Linked DNA regions of Homo sapiens: all the other regions are linked to region 1. The links are chromatin loops, found by intact Hi-C in ENCODE. Cell type or tissue: A673. All regions are shown on one strand.

Region 1 (8,000 bases):
CTCAACTCAAGTCTCCTTACAATAAAAAGTCAAAAATTTATTTTCTGAACTACATATCTGCTCAGATCTTACCATCTTCATTTAGCCACCAAATTGTTGACTTAAAAAAAGGGGGGGGCAGGTGCGGTGGCTTTCGTCTGTAATCCCAGCACTTTGGGATGCCAAGGCAGGCAGATCACAAGATCACGAGTTTGAGATCAGCGTGGCCAACATGGTAAAACCCTGTCTCTACTAAAAATACAAAAATTAGCTGGGTGTGTTGGCGCATGCATGTAATCCCAGCTACTTGGAAGGCTGAGGCAGGAGAATCACTTGAACCCAGGAGGTGGAGATTGGAGTGAGCCAAGATCGCACCATTGCATTCCAGTCTTGGCAACAGAGTGAGACTCCATCTCAAAAAAAAAAAAAAAAAAAAGGGAAATCAGATTCACAAAGTTACAGAATCTCTTTCTTGGCTAAGACCCGAAGCTCCTTCATTTCTGTTAAAATTAGGCAAATAATTCCCAAATGGCAATGTGGAGTCCAGGACTAATATGCAGCACCTGGGAAACTTCTACAACTTACAGATGCCTTGAGCTTACCCCACGTGGATAGATCCAGAATCTTTAGGGGAGGGTTCCATCCTTTTGAGCATCCCTGATGATGATGATGAGGGGCCAGTCTTGGGAACCCCTGAAACAGGCCATTTTCATGCCCAGATTTACAGAGTCTGCATCTGAATGTCATGTTCATTAATTAATGCATTTCCTTATAACTTGCCATTAGGAAGTTTGCCCAGCAAGTTTCAAGAAGATAACATAACGCTGATAGCCAGTCCCTCCTATTTACCCAGGAGTTTCCCTTCTCCTCTGCTGCAAAAGTCTTTCCTTTCTTCCAAAGTCCTGACACTTTCCACTTAAACTGGCCTTGAGTCATATCTAAACCTCCCCCCTCTCAAAGTGAAACCCAATTTACCCCTTCTCACCCTAAATACTTTTTCTGTTGAGATTCTTATATATGCAACATGAGTGCGTCCCCTGGACATATTGGCTAAATGTCCAGAAAAAGAATTGCTCCAATAAGTGCTCAGTAAAACTCCTAATGAGCATGGAGTAGATGCTTAAAATAAATTTTTAAAAAACCAAAGTTGTATTTCAGTTCTGTGTGTGTGTGCGCGTGTGCGTGTGTGTACATGACTGTGCGTGTGTTGAAAGGAAGGGAGAGATTTTTAATCAAATTTAAACAAAGCAATAATTTATATTCCAATGATGGAAAAAAACAATTTGGTCTCGTATATGGAATCTGAGGGAAAGACAAGCTTCTCATTTATAATTTGGAAAGATGCCAGGGGTAGGAGGTGGGAGAGCTGAGGAGGGCAGGGGTGCAGTTTTTTTTCTTTTTTTAATAACATTTTTTAAATAGTGTGACATGTATGGTCATGCCTAAATCTCCCTAAATTATATTTTAGAAAAAAAAAATTCATTTAACCTCCTTTCCTTTGTTGGGAAGACAGATGTCATGGAAACCATGCCTGTGCCTAAAGGAAGAGATGGTAAAAATGATATCGCTATTTCCATGGCTTCAAAAAGTGATGCTGGTTCTCTGTGCAGGGACATTGTCAAGCATCAGGAACTTTTCCCAGGCTGAGCTGCCTTCCGCACTCAACCCCAGCTACTCTCTGTCAATACACTACCCAACCTTCCAAGTTCAACTCAAAACATGTCAGCCTCTCCAGTAGCTTCCTCTGCCCTGGGTTAAGAGAGAGCTTCCTGTGCTAGAATTTAGTTCTCCACTTCTTGAGTTAGAACAGTGCTCTCAATCAGAAAAGATTTTGTCCTTTGGGGATCTGTGGCACTCAGCGTCTGGAGACACTTTTAGTTGACACAGTAGGGAGGGAAGTGCTACTGGTATCCAGTGGGAAGAAGACAAAAATGCTGCTAAACATCCTATAATGCACAGGGCAGCCTTTGACAGCAAAGGATTATCCAGCCCCAAACATTGGCCGTGCTGACATGTAGACCTCTCCCTCCTCCTCAGCCTTTTACCTACTTGGCTTCCAGGACACCACATTCTTCGGCCATGAGTTTTCTCCGACCTCACTGGTCCACCCTCTTCAGTTACCTCTGCTGGCTCCTCCACACCTCCCCAAACTCTAAACATTGGAGCGCACTAGTGTTGGGCTTTATCTCTTGTCTACCCATTGTCACTCCAGTCTATGCCTTTAAATATCATCTTCAGACCTGCTACTCCCAGATTTATATCTGACTGGACCCTGCCCCTGAATTCTAGTTTCATAGATCTGAACATCTCCATTTGGACATCTGAAAGGCATCCCGCACTCAGCATATCCCAAACTGAGTTCCTGATCTTTCCCCCAAAAACCTGCCCTTCCAAATTATCTCAGTTAATTGCCATTCCATCTGCCCAATTGCTCAGGGAAATAACCTCAAAGTCATCCGTGACCCCTCTCTGCCTCTCAAATTTTCATTCAATCTACCATCAACTCTACTGGCTCCAAAGATATCCTAAATCTGACCACTTCTCTTCACTTCCACTGTCATTCCCTTTGGGCCTGGTCACCACCATCTCTCACCCAGACATGGCAGCTGTCTCCTAACTGGTCTTTCGGCTCCTGCCTGTAGGACCTTCTCAATGCAAGAGCCGGAGTGATCCTTACAAAATGCAAGGCAGATCATGCCACGCCTCTATTCAGAACGCTCAATGGCTTCCAGCAATTTCCAAAGTAAAGTCGAAAGTCCTTATACTGTGCTGCAAGGTCTCGTGTGATCACTCAGCTTCGAAATCTCCGGCTTTTCCCCCATTAGAATCTCTCTGACTCATATCCTGCCCTGCCCCTTCACCTGCCCCAGCAGCCACATCAGCCTCCTGGGTCCTCCATGCCTCCTCCAGGCACCTCCCGACCCCAGGACCATTGCCTTTGCTGTGCCCACTGCCTAGAATGGTCTTCCCCTAAAACTCCCGTGGCTCACACCATCAATCCTTCAGGTCTTATTGAAATGTCACTGGCTCCAAGAGGTCTCCGATGCCACGCTATTTAAAAGTGAAACCCTGCACCTCCAGTGGTCGGCTGTAATATCTTTCCCGTAGTGCTGACCACCATCTGGCACACTCGTTATTTTTCTGGTATGAGTTTTTGACAGATTCAAGCTCTCTAAAGACCGGGACTCTTCCGTATGACTGTCTCCACAGCATGCAGACGAGTGCCATCCACGGTAAATGCCCAGCGATGCACAGCTGAACCCCCCGCAGACTTCAAGATTCCCCAGGAACAGGAGGTGTCGTATCACCCACAGCAGCTTATCCAGGTCTCCTTCCACGCCTTCCTATATGACCTCCATCTCTCTTCCAGGCTAAGCCCTGCACAAGGAGCTTTTGTACACATTTGTCATTTCATTTTGTTTACTGGAACCCAATCGATTTTTAATTGAATTTACAATCAGAATCCCGAAAATGTCAAAGGTATCTTCACCGCGGTGAAAGCTTCATGCTGCTCTCCAAACCTCAATTTACCAGCAGCCTGCAGAGGCTGCAAATCACTCCAGAGGTGGTGCCTTTGGAGGACAGACTGTGAGCAGGGTTTCTGCACCATCTTGTGGACAGCTTGGGAATGACACCTACTGAAACGTCTTTTACGTCCCAGCGTGTGTGTGTGTGTGTGTGTGTGTGTGTGTGTGTACACGAGAAAGAAAAGCTTACTGATGTCTCCTCCCCACACCAAAATGAATACCTCCTCTCCTCACCAGTCCTCAATGCTAAAGGCTTCTTGGTTGTGTTTTAAGCTGGTAATTCCCTTTTTCAGTTAAAAAAAAAAAATTCCTCCTCCTGGCCCAGTAAGGAGAGAACTGAAGGCTCCTTGCGGTTTGGCTTCTCCCAGAGTGTCTTTCCCTTAGCAGCAGCATCTAGTTCACTCTCTGAATCAGGAAACTGAGCAGGTAAGATGAGTCTTCAGTATCTAAAGGGGCTGTCCTAGGAGGCATGATTTCAGCAGCACCATGTGAGGCCAGCACACCACCCCCTAGTCCGGTGGGCCCTCTGTAATATGCCTTTTATTCCACTGTCAGAACTCAGGTTTTAGATGTAAACACTCCTGGGAGAGGAGCACTAATGTCCAGTCATACCGACCCGAATGACCAACAGCCAACCTACAGGCAGGAGGTGGAGAATGAGGGCAGACAAAGGCCGCTAGTCACCTAGTGGGGAAGGCAGGTCTGGGACAAGAAAGGCCACCTGACCCTCCAAATTCCACTGCACACACCTTACAATTTCCCTCCTACTCGGCCTACCCATGCATAGTGTCAACTCACTGATTCCATCCTGTGTGTTTGGGATTGAAGAGGGGAAAATGGCCAGATCCATCTTCATTGTGAAAATTCTACACTCCAAGGGTTCGTACAGCAATTCCACTACCTCAAGACCCTCGAACTATATTAACTACAGCCACCCAAGCTTGCCTGGGGAAAGACGGTGGACAAAGAGCCATGATTTGTAACCAGCACATGGTTTGTTTGAAAGAAGCATGCACTTCTGAGGTGTGAGAAAGTTCTAGAATCATTTTAGCCAAGATCAAAGAGATTGTTTGCTTTTGTAATATGTTAAGAAAATGGAAGAAAGAGTGTGGACTCATAAGTAAATTTAAACTTTAGACCAGTATGTATGAATTAGCATCAGAAAGGGAAGGGAAGAGAGTAAAGATTGATTGAAAGCCCATTTATGGAATGCACTATCCAGCCACAAAACAAAAAATAAAGCATTATTTCCTCCCCATTCTGGATTATAATCTAGTTGTGCCTTTTTGAAAAGCCAGTCTCATCAACAGAAAGCTATCTTGATTTGAATGGCTCATTAAATAGGATAGAACAGGGGAATTCCAGCTCTAAATGGAAGGCTGTTTACAAACCTAAATTTAATAATCCTCATTAGAGGCCAGCTATGCGATCCTGAGCTAGTAGTTTAACCTCTCTGAACCTCATTTTCCTGATCTGTAAAATGGTGTGCTGATGCTGTGAAAAACAGTTGGGTGTTTCCTCAAAAAGTTAAACATAAAACTACCATACGATCCAGTAATTTCACTTCTGAATATATACTTAAGAGTGAAAGCACAAACTCCAACAGATATTAGTACACTAATGTTCATAACATCATATTCACAATAACCCAGAGGTAGAAATAACCCAAATACCAATGGACAGATTAATGAATATACAAAATGTGGGATAAACATACAATGTTTTGTTTTGTTTTGTCTTGTTTTCGAGACAGGGTCTTGCTCTGTCACCCAGGTGGGACTGCAATGGTACAATCATGGCTCACTGCAGCATCAACTTCCCGGGCTCTAGTGATCCTCCTGCCTCAGCCTCCCGAATAACTGGGACCACAGGAACACACCACTATGCCTGGCTAATTTTCAAAACTTTTTTGTAGAGATGGGATCTCTCTATGTTGCCAGGCTGATCTCAAACTCTTGGGCTCAAGTGATCCTCCTGCCTCGGCCTCCCAGAGTACTGGGAATATAGGTATGAGCCACAGCACCCAGAAAATGTATTATTTTTAGGCCTTAAAAAGGAATGAAATTCTGATGTAAGCTACAACATGAATAAACCTTCAAAGTGTGTATGCTAAACGAAATAAGCCAAACACAAAAGGACAAATATTGCATTATTCCACTGAGGTACCTAGAATAGGCAAATTAATGGAGAAGAGAAGTAGAATAGAGGCTACTAGGAGCTGTGGGGAGGGAGGAATGGTGAGTTAGTGTTTAACGGGTGTGGAGTTTCAGTTTGGGGTGATGCCAAAGTTCTTGAAACGGATAGTGGCAATGATTGCATAACATTGAGAATGTATTTACTGCCACTAAATTGTACACTCAAAAAAAGGTTAAAATGGTAAACTTTATGTTATGTATATTTATCACTATGATAGAATAGATGATAAATAGATGATAGATAGATAGATAGATAGATAGATAGATAGAAAATGGTACTGGGTTACTATTCAAAGTCATGTCTTTCTTAGCCCTAAATATATATATATATATATATATATATATATATATATATATATATAACAATTTAAATATATATTACAATTTATATTTGTAGAAGGAATATATATATATATCCCTTCTATTATGTTGTCTAATTCTATGTTTATTGTATTGCGTATTTTGCTAAATTTTACTCTGTGCAAAACATGTGTTGAATAGGTGTGAATTAATTAATTATATAGTTTTATTGACTACGGCAGTACAAAAGGAAAAGATGTTACGATAAATTTTCTCAATACACAATACAAACTAAAAGGACTCTTCCAGTCCTCCTGAGCTGGTTCCATCCTGAACCAGGTATGTCTCCCAAGAGGCCCCAGCAGGGCAGGCTCTTCCTCTACAGTTTGATGAGAAAAGTCTCCATGATGTACTCTTCTCATATTTACAGTATGAAGAATGGCTTTTTTTCCCTCTAGTTTTAATTGAGATGGAACATTCCAAGGCCAAGAAAATGTCATGCATTCACTGGTGAGTAAGCTAGACATGACGGGAATGACAGTTACAGGACACAGCTATTTACCAAAAACGTGACCTATGGGACTTAAGAACCATGTCACGCTGCTCTGCCTGATGGTATCTATTTGGATGACCTGAAATCAGAAACTTGGTTTTCTTTTGAAGAGAAAAATGTCCAGAGTATACTGAGATATGCACGGGGGTAAGGGACACGTGCAAGTGTGCACATCCACGTGTTCACAGCCATGGGGAAGGGAGGAAAAATCACCCCTTAACTCAAAGAACTCTGGAAATTACAATAGGAAACAACCTACTTTCCCTATTGAACAGCAACAAAATGAGAAGCAAGCAATAAGGGATAATAAAATGCCCAAGTTATGTTTTTACATGCAAGTAAAGTGAGTCAAGAGGACTATAACTTTGAAGACAAGTTATGGAATATGAATCTCTCCACATAGGGTGCTTACTGTATTTTCTCATTTCTTTCAAATCCTGTAGAAGTGCATAGTCAAGACTGAAAATATAAAAGGCCATAAAAATGGAGATACAAATGGCTCTCCAGATGTTTGAGTCTGTTCTAAGAGAAATCACATTTGTGAGAGCAGACAAAAATGTGAAACAAAAAAAATGGTAGAGCTTAAATGTTAAAGCAAACTCAATTGATAGACATTAATTGAGCACCTACCAAATAAAAGATACTGGGCTAGCCTCCACAAAACAAAAAATAAGGCATTATTTCCTCCCCATTCTGGATTATAATCTAGTTGTGCCTTTTTGAAAAGCCAGTCCCATCAACAGAAAACTATCTTGATTTGAATGGCTCATTAAATAGGATAGAACAGGGGAATTCCAGCTCTAAATGGAAGGCTGTTTAACTCCATCTTCAGCTGGGTTCTCTTTAAAATGACAGCAAGACAATTTAAAAGGATTTAATGCACAACGATAAAGAAAGTAAAAGAAGGGCTGTCACTGAATAGAAATTCAACAAATGACTAGAAGATGGATGAAAACAGATGAAGTAGATCAGAGGAACCATGGCCTAGAGTCCTTATGGGAGGCGATACGCCCATCTACCTTGCCAGACTCTGATAGGTTTCAGCACTCAGAAACAGAATAATGAAGGCAGTGAAATGAAGGTGTGGACATGGGCTGCCCTGTCCCACTGCACTCTCTCAGCACACTAGAAACCAGACATCTCCCTGGCCTACCCCACCTTACTCCCCAGTCTAAGCATCAAAGGGTCCTCCTTGAAACAAATTGATAGCCCCACTGGAAACATCTCTGCATTCTGGCACTTAGGATGTCCTCAATCTCCCAGACGCAAATCCATCTACCTGACAGATCTTGTTCACATGCACGATTTTTCATTGCCTCGCACTTCGACTTAAATGAACGAGGATGAAGACTGTGCAGTTATTTCAGAATAGAGACAAGTTTTTTAAATGACTCCAACCAAAACAAAGATAAGTTAAGCTATAGAACACAAAATAAAATCCTCTAA
Region 2 (8,000 bases), 130 kb before region 1:
TGTTCACAGCAATAATATTTGTAATAGCCAAACATTGAAGCAACCCAAATGTTCATCAATTGGTAAATGGATAAACAACTGTAGCATATACATGTAATGGAATATTATTTGACAATAAAAGGAAATGAAGTATTAATACATGCTACAACACGGATGAACCTCGAAAACATTATGCTAAGTCAAAGCAGCTGGTCATAAAAAGCACACATATTGTAGGATTCCATATATGTGAAATATCCAGAATAAGTCAATCTATAGAGACATAAAGTAAGTTAGTGGTTATCTAGAGCTTGGGGCAGCAGATTTGGAGGGAAAGGGGACTGAATAGGTACAGGTTGTCTATTTCAGGGCAATGAAATTATTCTAAGATTAGTTATGGTGATGGTGCACAACTCTATAAATATACTAAAAAGCACCGAATGGTACACTTTAAACAGGTGATTATATGATATATCAATTATATCTCAATAAAGTTGTTTTTTATAAATGTCATTTATCAGAAATGAAGATAGCCCAAATTTTAAAATACCACGAGATTTCATCCTAATGATCTAAATGGAATTTTTCAGAGAGTAGAATGAATCACACTTCGTTTAACTTTTTTGGTTCTTTTTTTTTTTTTTTTTGAGACAGGGTCTCACTCTGTTGCTATTTTTTAACAGTTTTTCAATGAAAAGTTAGTCACCTTCATTCTCAATACCAAAACCTGCAGAAGAATAATATGGCAGTATCTTATACTAACCAGTTCATCAATGGATTTTATAGTAGTGCATTCATCTTAGCTACCACCATTCCTATTACTTAATATTTTAATCACCTCACATTCCTCTTAAAAATACAAATATTTAAAAGAAAAATGTATTTTCCTATTATAGTTAGAAAACCAGTTTTACTTGCCATAAATAAAAGATGAATGCTAAAATAAGTATAATGAAAACAAATCAATATTTTTTAATCCTAGCAAGACAGCGTTGCTACCAGAAGACTCTGAGACCTGCTATCTTTTTTTATTTAAAGGAAAGACTATATTACAGAGGTATTAAAATCTAGTGCAGCAGAAGGAATGACACTATCAAAGAATGTGAAACAACTAAAAAGGAAATAATCTGTGCAAGTAAATGTTAACACTGTATCTGTGGACCACCCGAAACCACCTGTTGACCGTCTACCTAACAGTCTGAAGAAGGCATTACTGGTTAGAGGGTGTCTTTTCTCTAAGTGGCAACTCCAGAACAAGATGTCTTCCAACTTGTGACTCCACCAGACTCCTCTGTATCTAACTGGAGGAGAAATCATGAAGAAGGCACACACGCTTCTCAAAAATATGACTTAGAATCCACACACATCACATCTGCTCATGTTCCCTTGGTGAGAATTAATCATGTGGTCACTGCTGGATAAAAGGGGAGCCAAGGAATGTGGTCCCTGGCTGGACTGCCATTTCCTAAGAAAGCCCTAATCCATGGAAGGAGAAGCAGGAATTGTACTAGGCAGCTCTCTTGGCCACAACCCAGGCTAACCCAGGGATTCTGGAAAGATAAGTCATTATCTACACCTGAGATGACTCTTGCATTCTGAAAAAGCGAATCTGAGAAAATAGTTGTATTCCATGGGAGACTACTTAAAACTAAATGAAAAAAATAACCACTTAAACCAAGCATGTAATTATAGATTCTTAGATTTGAAAGAGATTATCTATCACACAGAAATATTCCACCTAGAACAAATGCTCAAAGAGGTGGCACCGTGTCACGTCCCTTCTGAGATGCAGTTAGATTGACCTCCGCGGGTTTCATCATCATGTTGGTCTGTCCCTCTCTCCCTCACCACCCGCAGCAAAACCAATTTGTGGTTCCACTGAAGCAGAGAAAAATCAAGAACCACAGGCTGCCTCACTTAGTGGTAAACCGTAAAAGGCCTCAGAAACCATTGCTTCTAAATCAATATAAAAGCATTTCTACACTTCCATTACCCTCAGGAAATTGAACTTGGTGGAGAGCTCTTCCATTTAATGAAATTTACCCCTTTTACAACCAAAACTTGTTTTTTGTAAATTAAGACACTTGGAACACTTTCTAGAATGTGTTATGTACTTCCATACCTTTTAAAACAGCAAACAGTGGACCAGCATGCAGTCTTTTCCTGATGATACAGGGCTTACCAACAACAGTCACATGATACAGGTTCTTTTTGGCCTCAAGCTGAATGACTTGGACTGTTATAGATTTGGAATCCTTGTGGCTTCTCTGATTCTGCCCATGTTAGACTGCCTCATTGCTCCTCACTTCTGGGTCCTGCTTGGTGTGGCTACTTCTTGCCTTATAACACTCCCTATCTGCTGCGGGTTTGAAAACCAAATAGCAAAACTACTGAGGGCATTTGACTCTTACTTTACACACAACTCTAAATAAAAGACGTGCTTCTGAGTCCATCTCAGAATCTTCAGCATATATTATGTGACACTTTGTTTCTTCAGAGTTCCCTTGTACTCAGTTCCCAGTTTTCTTTGCTCCACGTAGGTGAAGCTGTTGGACAACTGAGTTCCAAATGAATTATGTGGTTAGTTACAATACTCTCATCATCTATTAGTTAGGATTTGCATTTGCAGGTGACCCAAGACCAAATCAAACTGGCTTAAGCTCATAGAGTTGAGAAATCCATCACTTCGGGCACAGCCAGGTCCAGGTATTCAAGCAATATTGTCAAAGTGTCATTTCTCAACATCGTGGGCTCTACCATGTTGCCTTTGGTCTAGGCAAAGGTGGTCACTAGCATCGACGGCCTTTTATTCTACCAGCTTAGCAATTACAACAAAAACTGAGTATCTTTTCTTCTGTAGTCAAGCAAAAATCTCGGCACTGATCTTTATTAGCCTAAGTTGGATCACATAACATGAACCAATTACAGTGACGAAATGGGGTTAAAGTTTATGGAAGGTGATTGTTTTGGATTAGTCTTCTTCACTAGGCCCCAGCAGACCAGACGAAACCAGAATGGAGTCACTTGTGCTAACTGCCACGTAAGAAAAACGAACTTTGAAATGGGCTGGTTTTCAACTAAAAAAAAAAACAATTGGAGATTCTAGTCAACCTGAGTCAGTGTAATAAGGAAGTTCGCTCTGCTTTAACCCTACAAGGGAAGTAACTTTGAAACAACCAGTCCTCTTTTTGATACCTGTTTCTGCTTTTCTTCACCCCTTTTCTGTCTGTAAAGCCAACCTCCTCTGCTCAGCTCATCAGAACACTAATTCTATTTTATAAGATGATGTGTTGCCCCCAGTGCTAGAATCACAAATAAAAACCAATTAAGATTTTTAAAGTAAACATGTTGTAATTTTGCCTTTTGACAATGGCCAAGCTTTGACCATGCACTCAACCTTGGAGTTCAAGCCAACCAAAACTACACAGATTGAGAAAAGGTAAAGCTAAGGTTAATTCCTTAAGATGAAATCAAAGTGCCATTAGCAGAGAAAGAGAGACTGATGCTGTGCAGGAAAAAACAACAGATGTCAACTGAAGTTCATCTTAATCTATCTTTGTGGAGGTTTAAATACAAGGCAATTTTTGAATAATCATTCTGCTGTAGAGTCATTCCTGTTAGTAACACTTCTAAAATTTTTCATATGCAGGAAGATAAACTTGGCACGAAAACCATCCGATACACCTCTAACATTAGGCCTTTTTAAGTAGAACATATTTCTGTTTCCTGATTGCAACATGTTTCTATCATCACCCTCAAAATAATTTTCACACTTTTTCTCTCACTTGAAATAAAAATTTCAGTGTGAAATTTCTCTCCCGTCTTCAATGTCATTATGTTAGCAGTTTCTCAGTCTTTGTAAGTCTTTCTGGAACACCATTTTCTCCTCAAACAGGAAGTATGAGAGCCAAAAATAATCTTTCCTTTTAGCCTAGTAGCTCTCCAGTAACTGTTGTTGGAAGCTTTAATAAAAGACAGTATTAGCAGCCAGGTCACTCTAAACTGGTACCACACAGAAGGCACCTTTTAATGTTTTTTTAATGTCAATCTCTCAGACAGATGTCCTTCAGCCTGTGCGGAAACTGTATTTCCACAGGGAGTAGGCGTGGCTCTGCCACTGGCATCAAACAGGGTGCTGCAGGATGTAGCTGACAGGCTCACATGGTGAGAATCAGCCAGGCACCGCCATGCACATGGTGTCCACCACCTTCCTAAATCCTGCAGTGCAGTAGGGGCCAGGGAATGTATCTGTTCTCTATTCAAAGGCCACAAAGCCAAGAACTCCTAAAGTTCTTGCATCAGAATCACCAGTCTCTAACTCAGCTGGGCATTCTGTCTTGACCATACCTGGCAAGGAATCGCAGCATCTTTTGGAAATTCATCTCCCTGTGGTTCACAGTAAGGAGACTGGGGTTTGAAACTTGATCCTGCCACTTACCAGCAGAGGGTGTCATTCCCACTCACCTCCACAGGATCCTACACTCCTTATTGACCACAGCCTCTGCTTTCTTTTAGGGCTCTTCCCCTCCCCCACCAAGCATATGGTCTGGGCAGGGCTCTCCCCAAGCCTAAGCCAATCAGCACACCTGCATCGAACCGGCCACAGGGACTGTTTCTGGGAGAGATCCTGGTATAAAGCAGTCAGGTCTGAGCAAGTCAGAATATTTTGCAAGAGCTACTCGAAAAAGCATGCTATTTCCTGCTGGATTTGAATCTGTAGCTGATGCTGGAGACCAACTTGTCACAGTTTGACTGGGACTTTGTTGGCTTTAAAACTGAAAGTCCCATGTCTGGGGAACCCCCTAACTCCTGGGCAAACTAGAGCAGTTGGTCAGCCCCAGGTGATGTGAGGGCTGGAGTTGCTGCAGCCACATGGTTAGCACTGGAAATCTGACAATGAAACCAGCACAAAGGAAACAGAGCTGATAGGTGGAGAGAAGAAGCCAGTTCCTGGTCACATCTTCAAACTCCTTGTTCTCTTTTTTGCTTAACCCAGGTTAAGCTGGATTTCCTGACACTTGTAACAAAATGTGTGCTCACCAGTAGATCAGTTGTGTGATATTGCACAAGTCTCTTAATCTCGCTGAGCCTCAGTTACTGCCTCTGTAAAACTGGAATAATACTTTCTGAAGATTAAATGAGAACAGTATCAAGTCTCTGCTTCAAGGCCCAGCATGAAGAAACTGCCCAGTAAGTTCTGTTTCCTTCCACTTTATAAGCTAGAGCACTGATAAACTCTAGACAGTGAGGGCTGGAAAGGAAATAGAGATGCACTTGCTCTGATTGCTCATTATATAGATAAGGGAAACTGAGGCACTGTTGAAAAGTGACTTAACTGAAGCTTTTCAGCAAGTGACAAGGTCAGAACTAGAAACAGGCCCGCTGAGTTTGGACTAGTGCTCTTTCTACCACATCATGAACCGAAATCTGGTTTCCTCTTCTGGGAATACCAGTCTGTTGATGCACAGAGGATGAATCTTTCACAAGCCAAGGAGATGCCACTCAAATGTGATGATAGTGGCACATCTGGGGCAGAGCCAGCAGCTTGACCAGAGCAACAAGAGCTCGCCTGCCCGATCTGTGTCACTGGCATCGGTCCAGTGTCCTCATGGTATTCCACCAATACCAACATGGTGTTGGTATCAATAACCAATTTGTCATTGCAAGATTCAGAAGCTAACTTTAGACTTTGCTTTCTTCTCAGGCAAGTAAAATTCATTGGCAAAATGAGGCTCCCAGCTGTATTTATAAATGTCTTTCCCAAAGCAAATGAGACTAGGGGGAGGAAAAAGAAATAAAGAGGAGAGAATGTGAAAATCCTACACCAAGCTGGATTGGGAGTGGGGGTGGGGAAGTCACCTGAGGCAGATGCTCCAGTGCTTAGCTGGTCTGCTATCTCCTTCCCAGTTAGGAAGCATAGCCAGGAGCTTACCAGGGCATGGGGAGGTGGAGCCACCTCTCTGCTCTACTGGTGATTTATTTGCTATGTCCACAGCCTCCTCTGTTACAAACTGGACTGGTTTTACTCTAAGCTGACTTGAGATCATAAAAGGAATATTCTCCTTGACTGCCACATGTTTGGGAGGGAGACTGGGACTGAGTGGCCAAATGATTCCCCCAGAACTACTGGGCGTGAGGCCAGCTGCTTCAAAAACTCTTGGAGGAATGTACAGTACTGAAATGAAAAAAAATGTTCCTCTCTGTAGACTAGTGCTGTGGTCACTGTGTGTCCAGAGCCAGAGCGGGTGCTTATGCCGGTGATGCACCTAAATGTGCCTAGAAGGCTCTCGAGGGCATTTCACAAGACGATGTGTCTGGAACATTACACATGTAGATAAATGTAAGTTTCGTGTGTTTAAGCTTTCATTTCACCACATTTCTCAACCCTACAAGATCTGAACCAATTGAGAGGTAGAAAGAAGAATAAGATCATAGTCCAAGTTTTGGCTTTATCATTGATAAAGCAGGATTTGATGTCATAGCTTAAGCCCAAAGGCAAAAGAAAGTCCCTTCTCCTCATCCTCCACCTAGCTAAGCCTCCTGACCCAGGGAGGGGCGGGACAGCTGGGGACTTGGCTGCCCTTGCTCTCACCCTGTAAGGCACAGATCTGCCTTGGTGAACTTTCTGTAAGGAGAAGGGATAAGAGGAGGCAAGTGGGCAGGTGGCTCTGAAGGAAAGAATCCAAAGGTCTGAGCATGATGGATGGCATGATCGCCTTTTCCCATCCCAGCAGCCAGATAAACCATGCCTTATCCCAGGGAAGGAAGAAGAGAGTCACGGGAGAAGTGCACAAGGAGTTTGCCCACTGCTTTGTCAAGCTCTTGAATGGCATTGTCCTTGGAGTTCAAAAAGCTGAACCACCTTACAGGTAAAACTGCCTCCTCATCAGTGTCCTAGTTTCTTCTGAAGATAAGCTCCCTAAAAAGGGCTCTCTAATGAAACCCCCTTATTCCAAAGTCCAAATGAAAGCAAAGGGTTTTACAGCAAACCTCTCATACCATTTCATATGCCTCTGCCACATTCTTTAATTTTTGTGAGTTCAAAATAAACAAACAAAAAACTTAATTTGAAAAACTTAAAGATTAGCAGCCTTGTTTCAAACTACCCAATGGCCAGCCCAACCCAGACACCAAGAATCACAGGAGAGGCCGATGAACTCAGTCATTGAGACCCCTGTTGGGCCTAGTTCAGGCACAGACTCAGGGAAACTATGGGGCTTAATTAAGCTTCGGAGCCCCTCACCCACTCATGCAGGGAGGATCTAGCAATGTATTCACATGGTGGTAGATTGTTGTAACATTTGCAGAGGTAAGCTAATTTAACCCCAATGTGTTAATACCATTGATTATTTCCTCTCCACTCCAATGTTTCCTCTGTCACACTTCCCTTCACATTGGATAGCACTGGAGTAGCCAAAGAAATTTTGGGATTTGGCTAAGGAAAAATAGATTTAGTAATACACTGGTTTCGGTTTAGCAATAATATATGCATGTACTTTATAGTCACTTTTGTATGTAGTTGTTATTGTTAACTGCTGTAGAGTAGAAATAACTTTCAGAAGTATTTTTAAGTTCTTTTTAATTGGAATTTTTATTGAGATAATAGTAGTTGTAAGAAATATACAGAGATTCCTTGTGCACTTTTCCAGCTTCCCTAGTGATAACATGTTGCAAAACAATCGCTCAATATCACAACCAGATATTAATTTTGACCAAATTCATTTACATTGAGATTTTCCAGTTTTACTTTGTGTGTGTGTGTGTGTGTGCGTGTGTGTTGAGTGCCATCAATTTTTGTCACCCGTGTAGAGAGGTGTACCTATTACCACAGCCAACTTGCTGCACAATCTAACACCACGCCACCCTCTAGAACAACACCGGATTCCCTCCCCCTAGCTTCCCCTCTCCTTAACCCCAGGCAACCATTAATATGCTCTTCATCTCTAAAATTTTGTCACTTCAAAAATGTTATATAAATGAAACCATACAGTATGTAATCTTTGGGTATTGGCTTTTTTTCA
Region 3 (8,000 bases), 650 kb before region 1:
ACGCCATAAGCAAAGTTAATAGATGGCATAATGGGATAAAATGGTTGAAATATTTAAAACTGACAAGGGATTTAAATCTAGACTCTACAAGATATCAGCCACAAAACAAAAATAGTCAAAGGATACAAATAGACTAACCAGAAGAGGAAGTCCAAAGACCTTCAAGCACATGGAGTCTTGTTCAAACTCATTAGTAATCAAATAAATGCAAAATAAAATAACAAGATATCACTTTACACATATAAGTTTGTCAAAAAGTAGGAGGCCGGAAAATGCCACTAGTTGGCAAGGATGGGCATGTGAGGATAGAGAAGCCCTCAAGAGCCTTTGGAGAACAATCTGGCATTAGAAAAATAAGAATATGCACAGATGTTAATGGATACACACAGGGATACCTTCTACAATACTGTTTGCAGTGAGGCAGCGTTGGAAGCAAATGCAGCAGCCATCACTGGGTCAGTGGCCAGTACGGTACGGGGCATTCATACCTACACCGTGCTGATTAGATTCACACCTGGCAACTTGGATAAACCATAGCGGCATAGTGATGAGTTATAAAAATACAAGAAATGGAAGGAGACATTTAACACAATACAATGTAGGTAAATTAAAGATACACACAGAACAACAAAGCCCATTTTGCAAGAATATAAACAAGCAAAAAGATACACATTAAACACATGAGTGTGCTTGCCCATGCAGACATGGTTAGGAGTTGGAGAATGGGAATGGAGAGTGGAGTTAAAAGAGAATTTTTTTAAATTTGCCTTCTGGGAGAAGGAAACTACTTAATTGGGCTTGGAGAAAGGAACACTTGATGCGATGCTCTCAGGCTGTCAATTAGAAAACACCAGGCGAGGTGATGCGTCACCTCACCCGGCTCAGCATTGCAGAGGCTGGAAATAGAATCCAGGGCTCAGGAGTCTGCCTCCCACGGATAGGGTCAGAGGTGCTTGATGCTAGGCTTCTAATTGGACATGCTTGTGTCAGAGAGCAGAGCAGGGGCTTCCAGCACAATGCTCAGCATATATGATTAGCTTCTGTGACACATTTTAAAGAGAAAGCGAGAAGGAACAGTGACACTCGGGCATCCTGTGATTAAGCCCTGGGGGTTGTTTATCACTGCTGTTATTTTACAGTTACAGCCATGTCAACCATCACGCGGATTGTGTTTCTAAGTGCCCTTGGGCTTCAATGGATGTACTCTGCAGTATCCTAAGGGTGTGCTGAGAACACAGACTGCTTCTTCCAGACAAGTAGTCAAAGTAAGGTCCTGAGCACTCGTGACTTTCTCCTTGGCAAGGTGGAGCCCCTATTTTTTGCCCCCTCCCTCATGTATTATTTTATGATCCTCATGTTGTCTACATGGTAGAGATCCTCAAGTAAAGTGAGTGGCCTGTTGAGGCTCTCTCAGGATGGGTGTGCTAAAATGCTAACCGATTCACCAGTCAGTTTGACTAGACCTGCCTCTCCAAGCTCCCCACCGACCCTCTCAACCAGTCACAGATGCCTTTAACCTGCCTACCAGTGAGCCAGACCTCACTGGCACTAGGCTTATCTCTCCAGCCTATCAAGTCCAGAGCTGGTCTGACTGTCACTCACCTGGCCTCTCCCCTATCTTAGAGGAGTGCTGGATACCCATCCACCTGTGTGCCAGGTCTGTTCCCATGCAAGTTGTGTCATCTGGTCTGTGACTGCAGGCCATGGCCTCCTCTTTCCCGTACAGTGCTGCTTGTTCCCCTCAGGGGACTGGGATTTTTTTTTTGTTTAATAGAGCATCACTCCAGTGCTGGGTACTGGGATTAAAAAGTCAGCATAGGCTGGGTGCAGTGGCTCATGCCTGTAATTCTAGCACTTTGGGAGGTCAAGGCGAGCGGATCACCTGAGGTCAGGAGTTCGAGATCAGCCTGGCCAACATGGTGAAACCTCATCTCTACTAAAATTACAAAAAAAAAAAAAAAAAAATCAGCTGGGTATGGTGGCACACACCTGTAGTCTCAGCTACTTGGGAGGCTAAGGCCAGAGAATTGCTTGAGCTCTGGAGGTGGCAGCTGCAGTGAGCTGAGATTGCGCCACTGCACTCCAGCCTGGGTGATAGAGGGAGACTGCATCACACACATACACACACAATACACACACACACACACACACACACGTCAGCACTGACAGATGTGGAAACTTCTTTCAGGGAGCTTACAAGCTAGAGGGCCAGACATAAAAAAAAATCATAGGAAAAACCCAGGAAAGCCCTGTGAGAGTACATGTATTAAGGTGCACCCAGTATTTGTTTTAAATGAGTATGGTAAGATGTGCAGACACAGAAATGATTGTTATGAAGGAAGAAGTTTATACTCACTGATTCCTGGAAATAGGAAGCACAGCACACCATGCCATGCCATGCCATGCAGGGCCACGTGGGGTAGGGCCAGGATGGGCCAAGAGGCAGAGATGGGGAAGGGCAGAGCAAGCCCCTGAGCCTTTATTGGGTTTAATAGGAGGGAATGGGTGAGGCAGAATAGGCACACTGAGTAAGCTTGGGATTGGATAGTTGGAATAATCTGGGGGATGTGAGCTCTAGAGGGGTTCTCTGGTTGTCCCATAGTTGGCCCTGGGATGATTTAGGGTAGGGTAATGTTGACATGGCTTGTGACAGTTTGGTAAAGGAGATAGTTACAGGTGTGGGCTGTGCATTTCTTGGTTTGTGTATTAAAGGCCTGCTCGCAGGGAAGTAGAGATCAGCTGGCCTTGGGAGGGGCAGTCTCACCAGGATCAAGGCTCCTAATGTCAGAGCATCAAGAATGCAAAAAATAAGAATTTATAGTCAATACAGTAAGAAATTAGTTTCTTTGAGAGTTTATGAAAAAGGAACCTGCTTTAACCTGGGATGTCAGGGATAATTTCTATTAGGAAATGATGAGTAAAGTAAGGACTACAGACTGTGAATAGAAGCTAAGTAGAAGGGGCAAGAAGCCACACTGCATGCAGAGTCAGTGGAATGTGCAAAGGTTCTGGAGCAGTAGAAAGCCCCACATAATTGAGGAACAGAAGGCAGAGATGAGAGTGAAAGAGAGCAGGACTTGGGAGACAAGCAAAGGCTGGCCCTGCAGGGACTGGCAGCGGGAGGGGGCGGGGGCAGCGATCAGGACTGGGAGTTAATCTAGGGCAGCAGCTGGCCTTTGAAGGGTTCTAAACAGGTAGTGGTCAAAATCCTACTTGGTTGGACTTTTTTGGATTCTCACACCTGACTTAGATATGAACAGAACCATCCTCTGGAAAAATGCGTCCTGTTACTATCTCTCTAGCCATGAGGAACACCACCAGTTTTGCCACATTCCTGGTTTCGAGTGTCACTAGACAGGCTGCCACCCAGGTATGACTGCATTTGCCTCTCCTGACTGCCTATGTGCTGGCGGCCAGGACTATCCCTTACTCCCATCCGCCAGCCCCAGTCTTCCTCTCTCAGCTCAGGTAGCCATGGTCTCAGCTAAGGGAGGGAAATTCTAGTGGGATTTACTCTCATCAAATCTGCAGAAAGTTGAATGACTCCAGGAAAAGTGGTGCTCTGCTGGAAGGACTCCTTACTCTCCTCTCAAGACAATGCAGCTAATGAATGAGAGATTGGCATGAAGAGGAGCACAGAGCTGAAATCAGGCTGGCTTTTTCCCCCCTTAAAAATGCACGAATAAGAAGTTAGCAAGGCTTTAATGCAATTACATGCAACACCTAATTTGGAGCAATTAGGTGTAAGGCAATAGCTCTTTGTGTTCAATTGTGAAGTTGTGGGAGCACGTGTCCCACAGCGGTCTTGAGATTCATTTCTCCCTCTTAGAGTCCTGTGTCAAAACTTCAGGAGCACCTTGATTTTCTGCATCTGCCTTCTCAACCTGAGTTGTTTTAATTAACTCTTTTCTGGATATTTCTAGATTACTTACTTTGGTCTAAGCTTTGCAGACAAGAAAAAAAGAAAAGAAAAGAAAAAGAAAAAGAAAAAGGGCCAATGAGAGTGGGAGGTAGGGCCAGACTGTGAGGGAGTGCACCTTCACTAGTTTGGGAGGACAGTCAAGGTCGACTGTCCCTGTTTGCAGCATCTCCCTGTTTGCAGCATCAACATCTTGGGCTGCAGCTCCTCCAGGGCTGGCTGTGCTCCTTGGGCTGAAGTAGACGGGAGAGGTTGGAGGTGTGGCTGTGGAGCAGTCCGCTGGTGCGCTCCTGCTGGTTTAAATACTGGGGAGTGTAAACCTGGGCCATGCCGTGGAAGAAACGCAAGACTTGGAGATAGAGAAGTGTACTTGGACCTCTGTTCAGCCACATTCCAGCTGTGGGATTTGGGGCAAAACAATGCAGTTTTCTCTGTTCTTATCTGTAGAACGAGAAGACTGATCCAGATAACTTCGTTGGCAGTGGGGGGGTGAGGTGGGTTCCTATCCAGTAGAAAGCCACCTGCCCAGGATGTGTGAAGGGTCTTTAAGCTGATCTGGGCCTGCCCTCCGTTTATGTGTAAGTCTCTAACCTCTTTAGACGACCTGAAAGTCTGAATTTCCCTTCTTTAGAAGCTCTGGCTTGAGGCGTTAAATGTTCTCATTAAGATGCAAATACATTCTCCACACAGCTGCCCCAGTTGTTTCCCTCATGTTGTCATTTATTTCCTTTCTCTCCTTAGAAAATTTGACAATGAAGCCCAAATCCCCTCATCTGCATTTGAGACAATGTCTGTCAAGACTCCAGCCTTGCTTGACTTTCTCTACCACAATCCTCGTGGGCAATGCGGGGTGTGGTCAGGAAGGCAGACTGCCTGCAGGGGTCTCTGCTCCTCACTTTAATAAACATCCAAGCTTGGGAAAGTTGTTAGATCTTTGGGGCCTTCAGTTTCCCACTCTGTAAAGTGCGAACAATGAAGGTACCTGTCTCGTTATTATAGGGATTGCATGTTTTAATTAATGTAAAGCACTTAGCCCTGTGCTTGGAACAAGGTGAACCTTCATTAAAGGTTGGCTGCTTTCCTTGTGGCAAACCAAAGTCTTTCCCCCAGCAAACCTCCTTCCTCCCCAGTCTGTATCTTGCTCAGTCCTTTCCCTCAGGAGAGCAAGTTCTTACCTCACTTTTCTTCCTCCTGAATGCTTCTTCAAGGTCTTGTTCAAATGTCACTATATCCATGAAGGCTCTCTTGAAACTTTTGGAGAATTAATTGCTCCTATTCCCTCTTGGCCTTTTCCTTGTGCCTCTCTCGAGAACATGTTTTATTCTGTTTTATCCATCAAGGATGTACGTGTATGCCTCCTTCACTTACCCGCCCCCGCCCCGCTCAGTGCACCCACCCTCAGTCCCAGCCACTAGTCTGTGAGCTCGAAGAGGGCAGAGAGCACAGCACCATTACTTTCTGAATAATTCAATCAGTTCAATAAACATTTGATGAATGAGCAAATGAATGAATAAATGCATGAGTGGAAGGTTATCCAAATAGCGTGTTCTGTCATTATTACAGATTGATTCTGTCAGAGAACATGGCTTCAGGAAACTGAGATTTCAATGTGGTTGGTGCTAATGGCAGGCTAAGGTCTGAGGTTTGAGATGCAGCTATGGAGGGACAGGTCTATGTGGGGACAAGATGAGGTAAAGTGTTCCCTAAACAAGTACCTTTTCCTTGTCAACCCCTTTTAAAAAAGCTCTGTGGTTTTGGTTTGAGTTGATGGTGACAAGTAATTACATGAGTAATGATAAGCACAAAATGAGGCAAATCTGAATGTAGCAAGGCCCATACCCATCTTACTGGATTTTGCACCTATAGTTCAAACTTCCATCAGTCATGGTGGTTCTTTTTTCTTTCTTTCTTTCTTTCTTTCTTTCTTTCTTTCTTTCTTTCTTTCTTTCTTTCTTTCTTTCTTCCTTCCTTCCTTTCTTTTTTTTTTTTTTGACGGAGTCTAGCTCTGTCACCAGGTTGGAGTGTAGTGGCATGATCTCAGCTCATTGCAACCTCCACGTCCTGGGTTCAAGTGATTCTCCTGCCTAAGCCTCCCAAGTAGCTGGGATTACAGGCACGCGCTGCCATGCCCAGCTAATTTTTGTATTTTTAGTAGAGACAGGGTTTCACCATATTGGCCAGGATGATCTCGATCTCCCGACCTCGTGATCCGCCCACCTTGGCCTCACAAAGTGCTGGGATTACAAGCGTGAGCCACTGGGCCCGGCCAGTCATGCTGGTTCTTGAAGGAGATAATTGTTTCCATGGAAGATTCGTGGTGCTACGGTAGGAGGCTGGAAGGGAGAACACATTTACCATGCACTCTATGTAAGACCCAACTATACAGAATTGGTTTCAGCAATACCCAGTTGGATTTAGTTTTGTTCAGTGGGGATGCCACTTATTTAAAAGATGATTGCCAAATTCTCAAGTTTAAATTTATTTCACTCAACTAATCATGGTTTTGAGTAGAATAAAAGAGTGAGACTATGAGGGGAAGCCGTAATCTTAATACCGATGAGGGGTTGAGATTTCCTGTATCTGTGTAGCACCGCTAACCTGGTGCCTGGCTCTCCTTTATAGCTAGCCCCAGGGTAGCAAAGAGAAGGCAGCAGTAGAGGAAGCTTTTTGAGGGCCTCTTGGGAAGCCTTCCCATTTCCATGGCTCCTGGGAAATGGTGATCAGTGATATAACCAATGGGTACTCTTGACAGTTTCTCTTTTGTATCTGTTTTTCTTATGCTCCACCCCAGTAGTTTTTGTTGCCTTCTTAGTGGTCCCTTTAAGCAAAACTGAGAGTGTCATCCCAAGTCTCCAGAAACTCAACAAAGGACCTCTGTCCCCAGTTTCCTGATTTCAAACCCAGTCACTGCTCTATGTTCTACTCATCACTGAATCCTCCTTTTCAGAGTGATCATTTAAATGCTTCTCTCTTACTAGATCTTGGGAACTGGGGACAACAGGACCAGGCCTGGTAGTCAATGCAGGATACCAGGAGGCCCAGCGCCCACCCCTAACCCTCTGACTGCCTAGGAATGGGGATTAGTCTACTTATTTTTTCCTCTCCTTTGATCAAGGGTTAGTTGGTATAGAAAAAAGAATGTTGCAATCTCAAAATGTGCTAGGCCCTTATTTATTAAAGTATCCTATTTAACAGCCACCACCCCCCAACATCCTTATGAGGGTAGAAACTATTATTAAGTGGTGTCACCAGAAATCAAATCTAGATCATCTGACCACAGGTCACTTGCATCTATTCATGACCCTCTCTAAGCTTCAGTTTCCTCATCAACAGAATGGTAATGATATTAGCTTGAACCACATGAACTTGCTATATTCGATCATTTTCTAAATCTAAAAATGGCAAGTTAACATAGTTCAACATGTAATATTCCCAATAGGTTGAGTGTAAAGATATAGTAATTGTAAACGGTGTGACATATAGTCAACTTAATAAACATTAGCTATTCTCATGATCACATACCCTTCGTTTTGCCACTTTATCTTTCCACATCCAAGAAATCCTGAAAAGTCATTAGCTGAGTGTCCTATTGTGACTACTTGATGAGAGCTATGAGAACTTAATTCCAAAGCCCCAAGATCAGGAATATCCTAAAAACATAGAATGTCTTGGCCTCTGGCAAGTATCTGTTTGGTCCCTTTCTCTCTCTCTCTCTCTGTCTTAAAAAAAAGAAGACCCCTTCTTTGACTTGATTTGTTATCTTTGGGTGCAAGAGACATAGTAAACCCCTGGAGCATGTAGTGTCTTCTAGAGCAGCACAGGTGTGGGGACAGGCTCCAGACACAGAGATAAGGCTCTAAAACACCCACATACCCTGTGGGTCACGTTCAGGGTCCGGGAGCAGCCTGCTCTTCTCTTCGGACAACTGAAGAAAGCTCTGCGTAAAGCTGCAGACTTGCTGAGAGATTGAGATGAAGCAAATGCTTCTATTCTTTCTTTGTTTTTCTTTGAGACAGGATCTCGCTCCATTGCCCAGGCTGCAGGCTGGAGTGCAGTGCTGTGAACATGGCTCACTGCAGCC

Evidence for each region. Peaks named below come from ENCODE experiments on the same cell type or tissue, not always from the same donor. Only the 100,000 strongest peaks of a DNase experiment are listed, where the experiment ranks them.
Region 2: it touches region 1 in a loop (5-fold over the local background); 59 of 110 quality-filtered maps call a loop at or near these places.
Region 3: it touches region 1 in a loop (3-fold over the local background); 19 of 110 quality-filtered maps call a loop at or near these places.

What each region holds. Positions count from the first base shown.
Region 1 is chr2:222,967,477-222,975,476 of GRCh38, reverse strand. No RefSeq gene overlaps it. Among named protein-coding and RNA genes, the nearest start is that of ACSL3-AS1, 52 kb to the right of the region's middle. In A673, a CTCF peak has its summit at 3,606 (motif pointing left); DNase peaks (open chromatin) are centred at 3,586 and 5,776; H3K27ac peaks cover 451 bases.
Region 2 is chr2:223,098,347-223,106,346 of GRCh38, reverse strand. All of the region lies in intron 1 of LOC124907986 (a long non-coding RNA gene), which reads right to left. It overlaps LOC105373905 (a long non-coding RNA gene), which reads left to right. Exons shown (of 3, transcript XR_923950.4): 3 at 962-1,043. Among named protein-coding and RNA genes, the nearest start is that of KCNE4, 50 kb to the right of the region's middle. In A673, a CTCF peak has its summit at 4,434 (motif pointing right); a DNase peak (open chromatin) is centred at 4,456; H3K27ac peaks cover 1,593 bases.
Region 3 is chr2:223,615,044-223,623,043 of GRCh38, reverse strand. No RefSeq gene overlaps it. Among named protein-coding and RNA genes, the nearest start is that of SCG2, 17 kb to the right of the region's middle. RefSeq lists an enhancer at 4,290-4,945. In A673, a CTCF peak has its summit at 4,771 (motif pointing right); a DNase peak (open chromatin) is centred at 4,683; H3K27ac peaks cover 2,167 bases.